2 separate regions of the Homo sapiens genome follow, and region 2 is linked to region 1. Evidence: chromatin loops called from intact Hi-C (ENCODE). Cell type or tissue: OCI-LY7. All regions are shown on one strand.

Region 1 (8,000 bases):
ATTTTTCTGCCTGTGAGAGCGTGAGCCACCTGAGCCGGCTGAGCTGAGTGGGCAGGACCAGAGGTCAGGACCAGAGCCTGGGTGCAAAATGCAAACATGGCCCCGTATGCAAATCACTCAGTTGTTTGTTCCTTCTCTCCTGACAAGGGCCAGCCACACCCAGATGCCGAAAAGAGCGCGCATGGCCTGGTCCCTGGGTGTCCTCAAGAGAGGAGTGGGCTGGGCACCTGATGGAGCACAGCAGCGCTAACCTCTGGGGCAGGACCCAGCTGAGCAGACGGCCCTTTCTCTTCGGAGCCGCGAGCCCTCGGTCTCCGCCCGAGGGAATTCATAGCATTCTGCCTTTCCTGAAATCACTCCTGTCCCAAGTGGAGTCATCCCACAGACCATCAGTGATGTCTGTTTCCCCAGGCTCAGGGCAGACTTTCAGTCTGGGGCTGAGGTGGCCCTGTGTGTCTAGGGGCTGATGTGGGCAGACCTTTGAGGAGCTGGCTGGGAACCCCTCCCCCGCCTTCATAACAGGGACCACTGCAGGGTGGTAAGCCAGGCCCACATAGCTCTTTTTTTTTGCCCAGCTAATTTTTTGTATTTTTAGTAGAGACGGGGTTTAATCATGTTGGCCAGGATGGTCTTGAACTCCTGACCTCAGGTGATCCACCCACCTAGGCCCCCTAAAGTGCAGGGATTACAGCCATGAGCCACTGCACCCGGCCATCCACATAGCTCTTTCTTGCCTGAAAGATCCTGGGCCAGGAGGGAACTAAGCTTGGGACCCTGCCTCAAAGGATGCTGGGCAGGGTGACGCCAGCACTGGGTGGGTAGCAGTCCCCTGAGGCTGCGGGTGGCAGACAGCTGGGCCACGGGGACCCTGGGGAGTCCCAGATGTTGTCTCTTTCAGCTCACTGCTTCTCCGAATGTGACGGGGAGACTGGGGAGGCCACAAGGAGGAGACGAGGGGCCCCCACGGGGGTTTACTGAGGAGCACACAGTGCGGGCAGTGGGCCATCTGTCCCAGGGCTGGGCCAGGGAGGGGCTTCCCAGTATCAGCAGGCAGGGCCGCCCTCAGGCCCAGCTCCCCCAGGAGTGCATGGCAGGGGCACCTGGCTCAGGGCTGAATGGAATGAGATGGGTCCAGAGCACCCCCTGCACACAGTGAGGCTCAGGTGAACCTGGGAATGTTCAGGGAGAGGCACAGGAGAAACAGGAGGCCTGAAAGGGAGGGGCCTGGCCTGAGGGCAGATCTGGAGGGAGGGCCCACCCGCAAGCTGCTTCCCTCCGGCCTGCTGGAGGCGCCAAAATCACCCTAGCCCGGGCCCCACCCGACAGTCTGAAAGCCCTTTCTCTTTCCATACTGGGGGAGGTCTGAAAGCCCTGGGCAGGGACCGACGTTCTGATTTCACGGCAGACCTTGTTTTCCACCAAATCAGTGAGCCCTGGTTCTGGAGGGTCCTTGAAATCTCCCCTAAGAGCTTGGTCAGAGCCTCGGAGGAAGGAGGCGTTTGGGGGAGGAGACTCAGATCTGGGAGGCCGGGTCTAGAAGGTCCGGCCCATCCTTGGGACCCCAGAACCTGGTCCCTGAAAGGCATGGCCCCTCCTGAGGCACTGACTCTGGGGACTGAAGCCCCCACAGAGCTCTCACTTCCAAGGCCCCCCAACCCTGGGCCACTGGGGAATCCCTGCTCCCTCCCCTTCCCCACCCATCCTCTTAGGCTCCTTCTCCTCCCATCCCCCAGGGAAAAGAGGGCCCGCCCCCCACGCCAGGGCATCCCACTTCCTGCCTCTCACCGGCAAACAGCTCCCAATCCCAGTCCTCAGTGAGGAAACGGAGGTGTGTCTGACCCCTCCCAGCCAGGCTCCACCACAGTGCTGGCCCTTGACTGTATTTGTCCGTCCTGTTGGCTTCCTCCAGGTCGGTCTTGTGTTCACACAGGGTACTCTAGCCCACCTCCCTCCTGCTTCCCTGACTTCACAGCCTCCATATATATATATATATATTTTTTCCTTCTCCTTCCAGATGGAGTTTTGCTCTGTTGCCTAGGCTGGAGTGCGGTGGCAAGATCTCGGCTCACTGCAACCTCCTCTTCCTGGATTGAAGCGATTCTCCTGCCTCAGCCTCCAAGTAGCTGGGATTACAGGCGCCCACCACCACACCCAGCTAATTTTTTGATATTTTTAGTAGAGATGGGTTTCCCGAGTTTCACTGTGTTGGCCAGGCTGGTCCCAAACTCCTGACCTCAAGTGATCCGCCCGCCTCGGCCTCCCAAAGTGCTGGGATTACAGGCGTGAGCCACCAAGCACGGCCCCGCAGCCTCCTTCTTGAAAGAGATGTCCACACCCCATCTGCCCCTCCTTCTCCCTTCCTCATTCCTCAGCAGCTGGCCTCCTGCGGCTGCTCCCAGGATCTTCTGCAGAGTCTGGTCCAGCCAACCCCACCTACCTGGCTCCACATCCACGTCTTTTGAGCCCTCCTCTTCTCCGCCCCATGGGTGCCCGTTTCTCCAGGCCTGCCTCTCTGCCCTCCTGTCCTCACCACAGGCCCTTCTTTCTGCCTGGGCCTTCTTTCTGCCTTCCCTCTGAGAGTGGAAGTGGGGAGGCTGGGAACAAAGGCTGGCATAGGGCACCCTGGGTGCAAAGAGGCCTCACTGTGTACCAGCTGGATGGCCTTGGTTTCCTCAGGCATAAAGTGAGGTTGGTAACGTGGAATTGGCCTCTGGGTCCTGTGAGGACTTAGAGGCACACATCCAGGCAGCTGCTGCACACCCAGGGGGCTGAGATTTGCCCAATGGACTCTGGCACCAGTGCTTTCAGCCACAGTGAGAGGTTTGCAGAGGGCTTCATAAGTCCTCAGGCATTTGGGCTGATCTGGGAGTCCCAGTGACCCAAGCAGCCACACACATTCCCACACAGCTCAGCGCATTACTCTTCCAAGCAAGGGGCAGGCGCGTTTTGAGGGCCTCGACCATTTGTACGGAACACCGTGTTCTGTCTGCTGCCACTGGTCTCAAGGAGGACGAATCCCCTCGACCTTACCCCACCCTGGGCATCTCCACCCAGAGCCCTGGGACGTGAGGGCTGGGGGCTGGCAGCAGATGGGTTAACTCCTGGCCTGGCTCCAGAAGGATGCCCCGTCAGCCTGCAAACCCCTCTGGACTCCTGGCACCCCTCCCCTCCCACACGGCCCCTCTACCCTCCGACTGAAGGGCACAGGGGCTCCCCCAGGTGGCCAAATGCACGAAGGCCAGAAACGGGGGAGTCCGGCAAAGACTCACTGCAAACAGCTCGCCCCTTCCGCCCCATAAATACAGCTCCCTGGTCGGACCAGGTGTTCTGACTTGGGATTTGGAAAATCAGGCCACCTGTATGTGGATTTGCGTCTGTAGGAAGCCAGCGGCTTTGCAGCCCAGGTGTTGTAAAGTATTCTTAGCAGGCTGTGGGGGAACTGCTTGCAGCCATTCTAAAGCTGTGGCAGGGTTTAGAATGACACACTCTGCCATGTGTCATGGGTCACAGGACACAGAGATATGGGGACAGGAAACAGCCCAGAGGCCCAGCTCGAAGCCAGAAATGCACCAGTAACCACTATCATGTATAACATGCCTCTGTGTGCCTGTCACCATGCTCAAGGCTTTCCATCCCTCGTCTCATTTACTTCTCACAACAGCCTAGGAGTTAGGCACTCTGATTCTCCCCATTTAGCAGATGAGGAAACTGAGGCTGAAGTTAAATCCTTTGTCTAGAATCACACAGCTAGACAAAGCCTGAACTTGAACTCAAATATGTCTGCCTCCCAGCTCTTTGCTCTTTTTTTTTTTTTTGAGATGGAGTCTCGCTGTGTCGCCCAGGCTGGAGTGCAGTGGCGCAATCTTGGCTCACTGCAAGCTCCGCCTCCCCGGTTCACGCCATTCTCCTGCCACAGCCTCCCGAGTAGCTGGGACTACAGGCACCCGCCACCGTGCCTGGCTAATTTTTTTGTTATTTTTAGTAGAGACGGGGTTTCACTGTGTTAGCCACGATGGTCTCGATCTCCTGACCTCGTGATCTGCCCGCCTCGGCCTCCCAAAGTGCTGGGATTACAGGCGTGAGCCACCATGTCCGGCCTTTAGCTCTTTGCTCTTATGCAAGCCTGCCTGTGCACAGGAAGATGACTTGGCCAAGTAACTAGAGAGCCACGAGTATACTCGTGAGATGCTCATCAACGAGGATGTGCAACGCCTTCTTACCCCAGAAGCATGCACAGCAGGCGCTCCGCAATTGCAGCTGGAACACAGGGAATGCATACACATGAGAAACAGGAAGGCAGGACCCAGCTTCCCCCAAAAACAGCACACACAGGCACCCAGGGGCCCTGATACCTGCCAACAGCAAGATGTGTACAAGACTCAGGGCTTGGGTACTGGTCCTTCTAGACCACAGGCACCTAGACACCATTGAGTGAACCAAGATCCAGAAAGTTCCAGTGACAGGTTGTGGCCCACTCTCGGCTTACTGGCAGGCTGAGCTCCAGCATTCTCAGACCCAGACAGGTTCCTGGTGACAGCCATGCACAAGCAGGGAACACATCCATGAATGTGGGTTCAATCACACACGGCTCCACCCACATATACATCTTCCAAAGACAAAACCTGCTGCCACCATCTGTGCAGACACAGTTGAACACCTGGCCTCTTGGTCACACAGTTCAGCTCACAATGACAAGCACACACACGACACACACAGAGAGACACAGACACACGCACACACAATACAGACAAACACACGCACATGAAAGGGGGTCTCAGAGAGAAGGGGAAGAAAGGAGGAGCTGGCTCAGGAGCTGAAAATCCCTGCAGTCCCACAGACACGCAGGGCCTAAGCCCTGGGATCCGGCCCCTGGGCTGCAGACTCTGTCCTCAGGTGGCTGCCACCCACCTTCTGGGGCCCCGCCTGCCTTCTGTCTTCTGTCCTTCCATTTTATTTATTTATTTATTTATATATATATATATATATATATTTTTTTTTTTTGAGACAGAGTCTTGCTCTGTCACCCAGGCTGGAGTGCAATGGTGAGATCTCGGCTCACTGCAACCTCCACCTCCCGAGTTCAAGCAATCCTCCTGCCTCAGCTCCCTAAGTAGCTGGGACTACAGGCACGTGCCACCGCACCTGGCTACTTTTTTTTTGTATTTTGAGTAGAGACAGGGTTTCACCATGTTGGCCAGGCTGGTCTCGAACTCCAGACCTCAGATGATCTGCCCCCTTTGGCTTCCCGAGGTGCTGGGATTACAGGCGTGAGCCACTGTGCCCAGCCTGCCCTCCCATTTTAGTTAGTTAGTTATTATTATTATTATTATTATTATTTATTGTATTTTATTTTTTTTGAGATGGAGTCTTGCTCTGTCGCCCAGGCTGGAGTGCAGGGCATGATCTCAGCTCACTGCAAACTCCGTCTCCCGGGTTCATGACATTCTCCTGTCTCAGCCTCCTGAGTAGCTGGGACTACAGGCACCCGCCACCACGTCCGGCTAATTTTTTGTATTTTTAGTAGAGATGGGGTTTCACCGTGTTAGCCAGGATGGTCTCGATCTTCTGACCTCGTGCGTGATCTGCCCGCCTCGGCCTCCCAAAGTGCTGGGATTACAGGCATGAGCCACCACGCCTGGCCAATATTATTATTTTTGAGACAAGCTCTCTGTCACCCAGGCTGGAGTGCAGTGGCGCCGTCACAGCTCATGGCTCGCTGCAGCCTCAGCTTCCTAGGCTCCAGCGATCCTCTCACCTCAGCCTCCCAATTAGTTGGGACTGCGGGAGTCAGCCACCACACCTGGCCACCTGACTAATTAAAACTTTTTTTTTTTTTTTGCAGAAATTGCGGGGGGAGGGGTCTCACTATGTTCCCTAGGCTGCTCTTGAACTCCTGGGCTCAAGCGATCCCCCTGCCTCAGCCTCCCAAAGCAAAGCACTGGGATGACAGGCATGAGCTACCTTGTCTGGCCACCTTCCTGTTTTAAACGCTGAGCCGAGGCCTGAAATGCCCCTGATGACCACCAGAGGGCGGATGAGCATCAAATAATCCCTTCAGCCAGCCTCCTTCCAAAACCCTCCTCATTCATTCATTCTGAAACATGTATTAAGCACCCGTTTGTGCCAGGTCCTGGGACACAGAGAAGAAAGGTGGGGGAAAGTAGGGGAAAGGCGATTAAGGCAAGGGAAGAGGTGTGTGCCTAAAGTCCGGTGGGAATGGAGGTTAGATTTTGGGGAAAGGTGTTGGTAGGAGGGGCTGGGTAAAAAAAAAAAAAACCCAGCTAGACTGTACTGAGTATCAGCAGTGTTCCAAGCTGTTCCAGAGTTTTTTTGTTTTGTTTTGTTTTGTTTTTTCTTTTTCGAGACGGAGTTTCGCTCTTGTTGCCCAGGCTGGAGTGCAATGGGGCAATCTCGGCTCACCGCAACCTCTGCCTCCTGGGTTCAAGCAATTCTCCTGCCTCAGCCTCCTGAGTGGCTGAGATTACAGGCATGCACCACTATGCCTGGCTAATTTTGTATTTTTAGTAGAGATGGGGTTTCACTGTGTTGGTCAGGCTGGTCTTGAACTCCTGAGCTCAGGTGATCTGCCCGCCTCGGCCTCCCAAAGTGCTGGGATTACAGGTGTGAGCCACCGAGCCCGGCCCAGAGTTGGTTGTTTTTTTTTTTTTTTTAGATGGAGTCTTGCTCTGTTGCCCAGGCTGGAGTGCAGTGGTGCCATCTTGGCTCACTGCAACCTCCACCTCCTGGGTTCAAGCGATTCTCCTGCCTCAGCCTCCCGAGTAGCCGGGATTACAGGCGCCCACCACCACACCCGGCTAATTTTTGTATTTTTAGTAGAGACGGGGTTTCACCATCTTAGCCAGGCTGGTCTTGAACTCCTGAACTTGTGACCTACCTCGGCCTCCCACAGTGCTGGGATTACAGGCGTGATCCACTGCGTCTGGCCCAGAGTTTTTTGTTTTTTGTTTTGTGACATGCATTAATTCATTTACTCCATGAGTGTATGAACTAGATATCCAGTATAACTTCCATTATTCTACTTATTATTGGTACAGTAAGGGAGACATAATGAGAGTTACTACTCCACCAGGCTGTTGTAGGGATTGAACTGCTCAGCAGGAGTATGTGTAAAGCACTCAGAAAACTGCCCTGTTGTTATCGTCATTCTCATTTTACAGATGGGGAAACTGAGGCATAGTTAGCAAGGAGTAGGGGTCAATCATGAGCAGGCTGGTTCCAGTGCATGAGTGGAGGAGGCCAAGGCAGTGGCTGGGGAGCAGAACAGGAGAGGTAGGGGCGTGTGGGGCATCTGAGTGGAGGAGAAGCATGGGGGCCCAGGCCTACCCTCTGGCCTTGACCTGGGAGAGGGCCTCCATATCCCCAGGGATGAAGATAAAGGACAAACAGCCCCCAGATCCCTCTGCCTCATCTTTCTTGGAGAGCTTGGGGAGGTGTGAGGGCCAGGTCCCTAAACTCTGGCTCCCTTCTGTTTGGGGCTCATGGGGCTCGGGGCTCATGGGGCTCAGGGCTCCACAGCGATGGGCCTCTGGACTGGTCTCTCCCATCCGGCCTGGCACCCTAGCCCTGGCCCATGCGTTGGGGACAAGGGGCCTACCCACTCTGTGGCTGCCAGTCCCCCAGCATCTGGGCAGAGTGATAACACCCTTCCACCTCCCTACACATGTTGAGGCTTTACTCCCACAAAGCCCTCTTCTCATTTTTATTTATTTATTTTTTTTGAGATGGAGTCTCGCTCTGTCGCCCAGGCTGGAGCACGGTGGCACGATCTCAGCTCACTGCAACCTCCATCTCCCAGGTTTAAGCAATTCTCCTGCCTCAGCCTCCTGAGTAGCTGGGGCTACAGGTGCCTGCCACCACGCCCGGCTACTTTTTTTGTATTTTTAGTAGAGACGCGGTTTCACCGTGTTAGCCAGGATGGTCTCGATCTCCTGCCCTTGTGACCCGCCCGCCTCGGCCTCCCAAAGTGCTGGGATTACAGG
Region 2 (8,000 bases), 110 kb before region 1:
CGGATCACCTGAGGTCAGGAGTTCGAGACCAGCCTGGCCAACATGGTGAAACACCGTCTCAAGTGAAATACAAAAATTAGCCGGGCATGGTGGCACACATCTGTAATCCCAGCTACTTGGGAGGCTGAGGTAGGAGAATTGCTTGAACCTGGAAGGCGGAGTTTGCAGTGAGCCGAGTTCATGCCTCTGCACTCCAGCCTGAGTGACAGAGCGAGACTCCATCTCCAAAAAATAAAAAAATAAATAAATAAATAAATAAAATAAAAATACAAAAATGAGCCGGGTGTGGCAGCGGGCACCTGTAATCCCAGCTACTTGGGAGGCTGAGGCAGGAGGATCACTTGAACCCAGGAGGCAGAGGTTCCAGTGAGGCGAAATCACGCCACTGCACTCCAGCCTGGGTGACAGAGTGAGACTCTGTCTTGAAAAAATAAATAAAATTTAAAAAATGAAAAACAGGCAAGAAATAAGCCTTTATCATTGTGAGCCACTGAGATGTTGGGATGGTTTGTTATCACAGCTTAACCCTGTGAAAACTGACTAAAAAACATCCTATGATAAATTGGTTAAATAAAGTATGATGTGCCTATATGATGAGAATGTAGCTAGTAATTTTTTTTATTTTTTTATTTTTATTTTTATTTTTTATATTTTAATTTTATTTTTATTTTTTGAGATGGGGTCTCTTTCTGTTGCCCAGGCTGGAGTGCAGTGGTGCCATCTCAGTTCGCTGAAACTTCCACCTCCCGGGTTCCAGGGATTCTCCTGCCTCAGCCTCTTGAGTAGCTGGGATTACAGGCGCGAGCCACCACACCCGGCTAATTTTTTGTGTTTTTAGTAGAGACGGGGTTTCACCATGTTAGCCAGGATGGTCTCAATCTCCTAACCTCGTGATCTACCCACCTCGGCCTCCCAAAGTGCTGGGATTACATATTTTTATTTTTTTGAGACAGAGTCTTGCTCTTGTTGCCCAGGCTGGAGTGCAATGGCGCGATCTTGAGTCACTACAACCTCCGCCTCCTGGGTTCAAGCGATTCTCCTGCCTTAGCCTCCCGAGTAGCCGGGATTACAGGCACCCACCACCACGCCCGGCTAATTTTTGTATTTTCAGTAGAGACAGGGTTTCACCATGTTGGCCAGGCTGGTCTCGAACTCTTGACCTCAGGTGATTCACCTGCCTTGGCCTCCCAAAGTGTTGAGATTACGGGCATGATCCACTGTGCCCAGCCTGCAGCTATTAAAGTTATATCTTAAACTGTATTAAATTTATATTTAAGTTTATACAGCTATTAAAATTGTTTAAAGATAAAAATTGCTCAAAATATCATTTTCATAAGTGAACAAAAGCAAAGTTTAAAAGTGAAAGTACATCAGGATCTCAATATTGTAAATGCAAATATGACTTGTATATATATTGGCTGAAGTATGGTCATTTGAATGGTTACTTTTGGCTTTTTTTTTTTTTTTTTAGATGGAGTCTCACTCTGCTGCCCATTTCTCCTGCCTCAGCCTCCTGAGTGGCTGAGATTACAGGCACACACCACCACACTCAGTTAATTTTTGTATTTTTAGTAGCGATGGGGTTTCACCATGTTGGCCAGGCTGGTCTCGAACTCCTGACCTCAGATGATCCGCCCAACTCAGCCTGCAAAATTGCTGGGATTACAGGCGTGAGCCACCATGCCCGGCACTTGGGCACTTTTTAAAAAATAAAATGCAGAAAGCCCAGAATTGAGTGGCGATTTTCTCTAGAAAAAGGGATTGAGGGAAAAGCATGCCCACATGTTAACAGTGGTTCTCTCAAGGGGGTAGAATTGGGGAGGGTGGCTATTCCCCTTTATGCTCATCTACACGTTCCAGCTTATCTATAATGCCATGTAATACTTTCATATTTTGGAAAAATCATTATACTGCATGGGGATATTGAGAAGAATCACTGGCCAATGGCAGTGTGATGTAGGGAGGCAGGGCTACTGTGGGGAAGACAGTAGGGCCCAAGTCCCAGAAGCCCATGGTGGGATGGGGAGGTGGGAGTAGAGAGGGGCTCTTCTGGCCTCCTCCGACCCAGACCCTCCAGGCATAGACCTAAGCCTACAGCTTTGAAGGTCCTGTGAAAATGTGTGTGACTTTTAAAAAATTAATTGACTCTTGGCCGGGTGCAGTGGCTCACACCTGTAATCCCAGCACTTTGGGAGGCCGAGGCAGGTGGATCACCTGAGGTCAGGAGTTCAAGGCCAGCCTGGCCAACATGGTGAAACCCCATCTCTACTAAAAATACAAAAATTAGCAGGATGTGGTGGCATGTGCTTGTAATCTCAGCTGCTCGGGAGGCTGAGGCGGGAGAATCACTGAACCCAGGAGGTGGAGGTTGCAATGAGCTGATATCGAACCACTGCACTCCAGCCTGGGCAACAAGAGTGAATCTCCATATAAAAAAAAATTAATTGACTCCAAATATAAAAATTAAAATGCCATTTCAAAGTTAATAGATGTTTAAGTGTCTAGGAATTGTAACCTTATGTCAAAAGTCAAATACAGTGGCTGCTTAATGGGTATGGGTTGCCATCCGGTGATGAAAAAGCTCTGGGACTAAGTAGTGGTGATGGTCGCACAATATTGTGAATGGTCTTAATACCACTGAATTCTGCACTTTAAAATGGTACGTTTTATGTGTATTTGACCACCAAAACAAAACAAAAACAAAAAGTTCAATTTCAGTGCAATTCAACTGTTATATAATTACTGCAGATGGAACTCACACTTAGTGGGGGGTTTGGATGACCTTCTGTGTATTGAATACAATGCTAACCGGACCCCAAAATTAAATTGCTCTGGAAGAGGCAGTGGTTGCTAATGATTCCTGATCTCCTGTCACCGGACACCTTGTGGCATGACAGTGAATGGGCAGCTTTTGGGGTAAGGGTGGGAGTGAGGTACAGAGCACAGACCTCCTATTCACCTTGCCACTTGGGGTCTGGGGTTCAGACTCAAGTCTGAGGGATCAGCCATCCCATAGAATCACAGGCTGCGCTCTCCTGAGATGCCATCGAACCAGCACTTGGAGGCAGCAGAGAGCTGGATCTGGCTGGGGAGGACATCTGGGTTTCTCCCCATATCCAGGGCTCCTCCCACCCACCCCCACTCTCTTGCCCCTGCCCAACCCTACCAAGACAGTCTTATCAGTTTGGTTTTCAGAAGATGATGCCATTTCTTTCAGGAAAATTTTTTGCAAGTAAAACCTGAGTGTTCCACCAGCTCCTTCCAGTGGGATATTCAAGAGTATTCAAGCAAGACCAGTTTTTACATGTTAAACACATTCCATAATTTAAAACATGTTTTGAATTTCCTCTGAGACAATCCATATGGGTAATTTCAGGAGTTGGCCTAATAAAGCTCACATCCTATTTTTGTGGGGTATTAATTTTAAGACTTTTCACCTGATACTCATTATGCTGATGTCTTTAAAATGCTAGGAAACTTTAATAGCAAGACTGGTGGCAACGACGAATGTTTCTTTCTTTTTTTTTTGGAGACGTAGTTTTGCTCGTTTCCTAGGCTGGAGGGCAATGACACGATCTTGGCTCACTGCAACCTTCGCCTCCCCGGTTCAAGAGATTCTCCTGCCTCAGCCTCCCGAGTAGCTGGGACTACAAGTGCATGCTACCACACCCAGCTAATTTTTGTATTTTCAGTAGAGATGGGGTTTCACCACGTTGTCCAGGCTGGTCTCGAACTCCCGATGTCGGGTGATCTGCCTGCCTCAGCCTCCCAAAGTGCTGGGATTATAGGTGTGAGCCACCACGCCCATCCAAGAATGTTTCTTTATAATACTGAAAAGGTTAACTTGGTGCAGATGGGAGCAGCCAGAGAAAACCATTCATAGAAAGCAGTGATAGTCGGCTGGGTGCGGTGGCTCACACCTGTAATCCCAGCACTTTGGGAGGCCCAGGTGGGAGGATCACCTGAGGTCAGAAGTTCGAAAGCAGCCTGGCCAACATGGCGAAATCCCATCTGTACTAAAAATACAAAAATTAGCCAGGCATGGCAGCAGGTGCCTGTAATCCCAGCTACTCAGGGAGGCTGAGGCACGAGAATCACTTGAACCTGGGAGACGGAGGTTGCAGTGAGCCAAGATCGTACCACTGCACTCCAGCCTGGGTGATAGAGCAAGACTCCATCTCAAAAGAAAAAAAAGAAAGCAATGATAGTCACAGGTCTCTTCTAAGATGCTTGGTATCAGTTGGCCCTTACTATGTAACAAACCACCTCACAACTGAGTAACTTAAAGCAACGGCTGGGCTGTGGCTCACGCCTGTAATCCCTGCATTTTGGGAGTCCAAGGCCGGCAGATCACTTGAGGTCAGGAGTTCAAGACCAGCCTGGCCAACAGGGTGAAAACTGTCTCCACTAAAAATACAAAAATTAGACAATTAGACAAGTGTGGTGGTGGGTGCCTGTAATCCAAGCTACTGGGGAGGCTGAGGCAGGAGAATCGCTTGAACCCAGGAAGCAGAGGTTGCAGTGAGCTGAGGTTGTACCACTGCACTCCAGCCTGGGTGATAGAGTGAGACTCTGTCTCAAAAAAAAAGCAACTACTATTATTATTATTATTGTTATTATTATTATTATATTTGGGTTGGGCTCAGCTGAGTGTTTCTGATGCAGGATAGGCAAGCCCCAAAATTGGGGCTTAGGGCCAGGCATGGTGGCTCATGCCTGTGATCCCAGCACTTTGGGAGGCCGAGGCGGGCGGATCACGAGGTCAGGAGATCGAGACCATCCTGTCTAACACGGTGAAACCCCATCTCTACTAAAAATACAAAAAATTAGCCAGGCATGGTGGCAGGCACCTGTAGTCCCAGCTACTTGGGAGGCTGAGGCAGGAGAATGGCGTAAACCCAGGAGGCAGAGCTTGCAGTGAGCCAAGATGGCGCCACTGCACTCCAGCCTGGGTGACAGAGCAAGACTCTGTCTCAAAAAAAAAAAAAAAAAAAAAAAAACTGGGGCTTAGCCTGAGAGGGTTCTTGGCTTTGCCCAGGAAACAATTCAAAGGTAAGCCAGTGGTGTTAAACAGCAACTTCTATTGACACAGCCGTGCACAGCAGCAGCAGAGGTACTGCTCCTAGTGGAGTGGGGCTGCCCCATAGACAGGGTGCCCAGAATAACAGCTCAGAGGCTGTTCTGCACTCATATTTATACCCACTTTTAATTACATGCAAATTAAAAAACAGTTGGCTGGGCATGGTGGCTCACGCCTGTAATCCCAGCACTTTGGGAGGCCGAGGTGGGCAGATCACGAGGTCAAGAGATCAACATCATCCTGTCCAACATGGTGAAACCCCATCTCTACTAAAAATACAAAAATTAGCTGGGCATGGTGGTGTGCGCCTGTAGTCCTAGCTACTTGGGAGGCTGAGGTGGGAGAATCACTTGAACCCAGGAGGCAGAGGTTGCAATGAGCCAAGATTACACCACTGCACTCCAGCCTGGCGACAGAGCAAGATTGCATCTCAAAACAAACAAACAAACAAAGTTTATGCAGAAATTTCTAGGATGAGGGTGGTAACTTCTGGGTTGTTGGCTTGTTGCCATGGAAAGGGATGGTAAATTCCAGATGTTGCCATGGCAATGGTAAACTAACATGGGCACGCTGGTGGGAGGGTCTTATGGAAAGCTGCTTCTGCCCCCAACCTGTTTTAGCTAGTCCTCAATTTGGTCAGGTGTTTGAGCCCTGCTTCCAGAGTCAACTCCTACCTCCTCCTCAGTTTTTCTGCTGGTCTCACCTGGTTCACTATGTGGCCATAGCTGGCAGGTGGGCTGCAGCTGGTTGGTCTGGGTCCCAGATGGCCTCACTCACATGTCTGCATTTGGCTGGGATGGTGGGGGCAACCAGAGCCAGGTTAATCTCCTCATCAAGCAGACCAGACTTCACACGGCAGCTGGGCTCCAAAAGAAGAAAGAGAGGCCAAGCCCCAGCACACAAATGCTTTTCCTATTATTTTTATTCTCAGACCTCTCAGGGATGAACACAAATGCTTTCTATGCCTCTGCTTGTGTCATGCTCCTTACTGTCCCCTTGACAAAAGCAACTCATAAGGCCAAGCCCTGATTCAGGTAGTGGAGAAAATAGACTCTATCTTTTGAAAAAGGAGCTGCAAAATGTCGTGGACTATAAAAAAGTATCTGGCCGGGTTGCTGCAGCTCACCCTTATAATCCCAGCAAGTTGGGAGGCCAAGACGGGAGGATCACTTGAGCTTGGAGTCTGAGACCAGCCTGGGCAACATAGTGAGACCTGATCTCTACAGAAAAATTTAAAAATTAGCCAGGTACTGTGGCTCATGACTGTAGTCCCAGCTACTTGGGAGGCTGAGGGGGGAGGATCACTTGAGCCTGGGAGGTGGAGTTTGCAGTGAGACAAGATGGTGCCACTGCATTCCAGCCTGGGCAACAGAGCAAGACCCTGTCTCAAAAAAAATAGATGATAAAAGTATGTCTTCCACATGCTGTCTCCTCTGTTTCTACCACCAAGGATATCCTTACAAATAGGCAGGAATGGATGGCAGGCACTTGCCAACTAACAGTAATCCCATACTCCTGGGATAGAGTTCAAGGTGATTAAATGTGCATTTTCCCAGATGTATCTGGGGACACCAGTCCCATGAAGTAAGATGCTATGGGCTACAATTTGTCCCCACCTCCAAATTTATATATTGAAGCCTTAACCCTCAATGCGACTGTATTTAGAGATAGGACCTTTAAGGAGGTAATTAAGGTTAAATGAAGTCATAAGGGTGAGACCTTAATTCAGTAGGACTGGTGTCCTCATAAGAAGAGACATCAGGAGTGCACGTGCTCAGAAAAAAAGGCCACATGTGAGGCCACAGGGAGAAGGAAGTCGTCTGCAAGCCAGGAGAGGCCTCACCAGAACCAACCCTGCTGGCACCTTGATCTTGGACTTCCAGCTTCCAGAACTGTGAGAATATAAATTTGTGTTGTTTAAGCCACCCTGTCTGTGGTTTTTGTTATGGTAGCCCAAGCTGAATAATACATAAGGGTTCCCGGGTTAAATAAGTCTGGGAAAAGCTGTGTGCAGTACTGGCCTTCCCCCACTCCCCTGGTGATTCACAAAGCTCTTTAGCCTCTTAAAGGCTCAGAGAAGTTCCTCAGCAAAGAAATTTCTAGTTTCACACAGTGTTTCTCAAATGTATTTGAACATTAGATCTTTTCTCTCTTTTTTTTTTTTTTTTTTGAGATGGAGTCTCGCTCTGTTGCCCAGGCTGGAGTGCAGTGGCGTGATCTCGGCTCACTGCAAGCTCCACCTCCCGGGTTCGCGCCATTCTCCTGCCTCAGCCTCCAGAGTAGCTGGGACTACAAGCACGGCGCTCACTACCATACCCAGCTAATTTTTTAATTTTTTGTAGGAACGGGGTCTCACTTTGTTGCCCAGGCTGATCTTGAACTCCTGGACTCAAGTGATCCACCCGCCTCACCCTCCCAAAGTGCTGGGATTACAGGCGCAAGCCACCGTGCCCAGCCTGGATCTCATTCTCAATCCCCTTTCTCTCATCAGGAGTCCAGTCATTGGGTTTAGGGCCCACCCTAAATCCAAGATGATGTCATCTCAAGATCCTTAACTTATTACATCTGCAAAGACCCCTATTCCAAATAAGGTCACATTCACAGGGTCCAGGCACACATGTCTATTGAGGGGCACAGTTCAATCCACTGCAGAAGCTAAAGAACAACCAAGGTAGCCGCTGAGTGTGGACACAGCGCTGGGGGTGAGGGCCCCGCCCCCAGGCTGGTGTCTGCAAGCTGAGGGTCCATCCCCTCCAGGGGACTTGCTGGGGAGAACACCCTCTCCGCCTAACAGTGCTGGCTGCCAAGTCCTCATTTCCTAAACTCTGCTGACCAGCCCCCACCAACACCTTTCGGTTTGCACCAGGTGGGGCCTATTGCTCTATTCCTTCTAAATGTGACTTGACTTCCTGACCCTGCC

What was found. Peaks named below come from ENCODE experiments on the same cell type or tissue, not always from the same donor. Only the 100,000 strongest peaks of a DNase experiment are listed, where the experiment ranks them.
Region 2: a loop joins it to region 1, with 5 times the contacts of the local background. A loop is called at or near these places in 16 of 110 quality-filtered maps.

What each region holds. Positions count from the first base shown.
Region 1 is chr2:231,671,790-231,679,789 of GRCh38, forward strand. No RefSeq gene overlaps it. Among named protein-coding and RNA genes, the nearest start is that of PTMA, 33 kb to the right of the region's middle. RefSeq lists enhancers at 321-370, 347-1,459, 471-520, 1,021-1,070, 1,057-1,779 and 2 more. In OCI-LY7, CTCF peaks have their summits at 1,260 (motif pointing right), 3,220 (motif pointing left), 3,424, 6,031 (motif pointing right) and 2 weaker places; DNase peaks (open chromatin) are centred at 102, 902, 3,372, 6,022 and 6 weaker places; H3K4me3 peaks cover 4,551 bases; H3K27ac peaks cover 7,496 bases.
Region 2 is chr2:231,560,505-231,568,504 of GRCh38, forward strand. No RefSeq gene overlaps it. Among named protein-coding and RNA genes, the nearest start is that of TEX44, 28 kb to the right of the region's middle. In OCI-LY7, CTCF peaks have their summits at 3,037 and 3,242; a DNase peak (open chromatin) is centred at 3,067.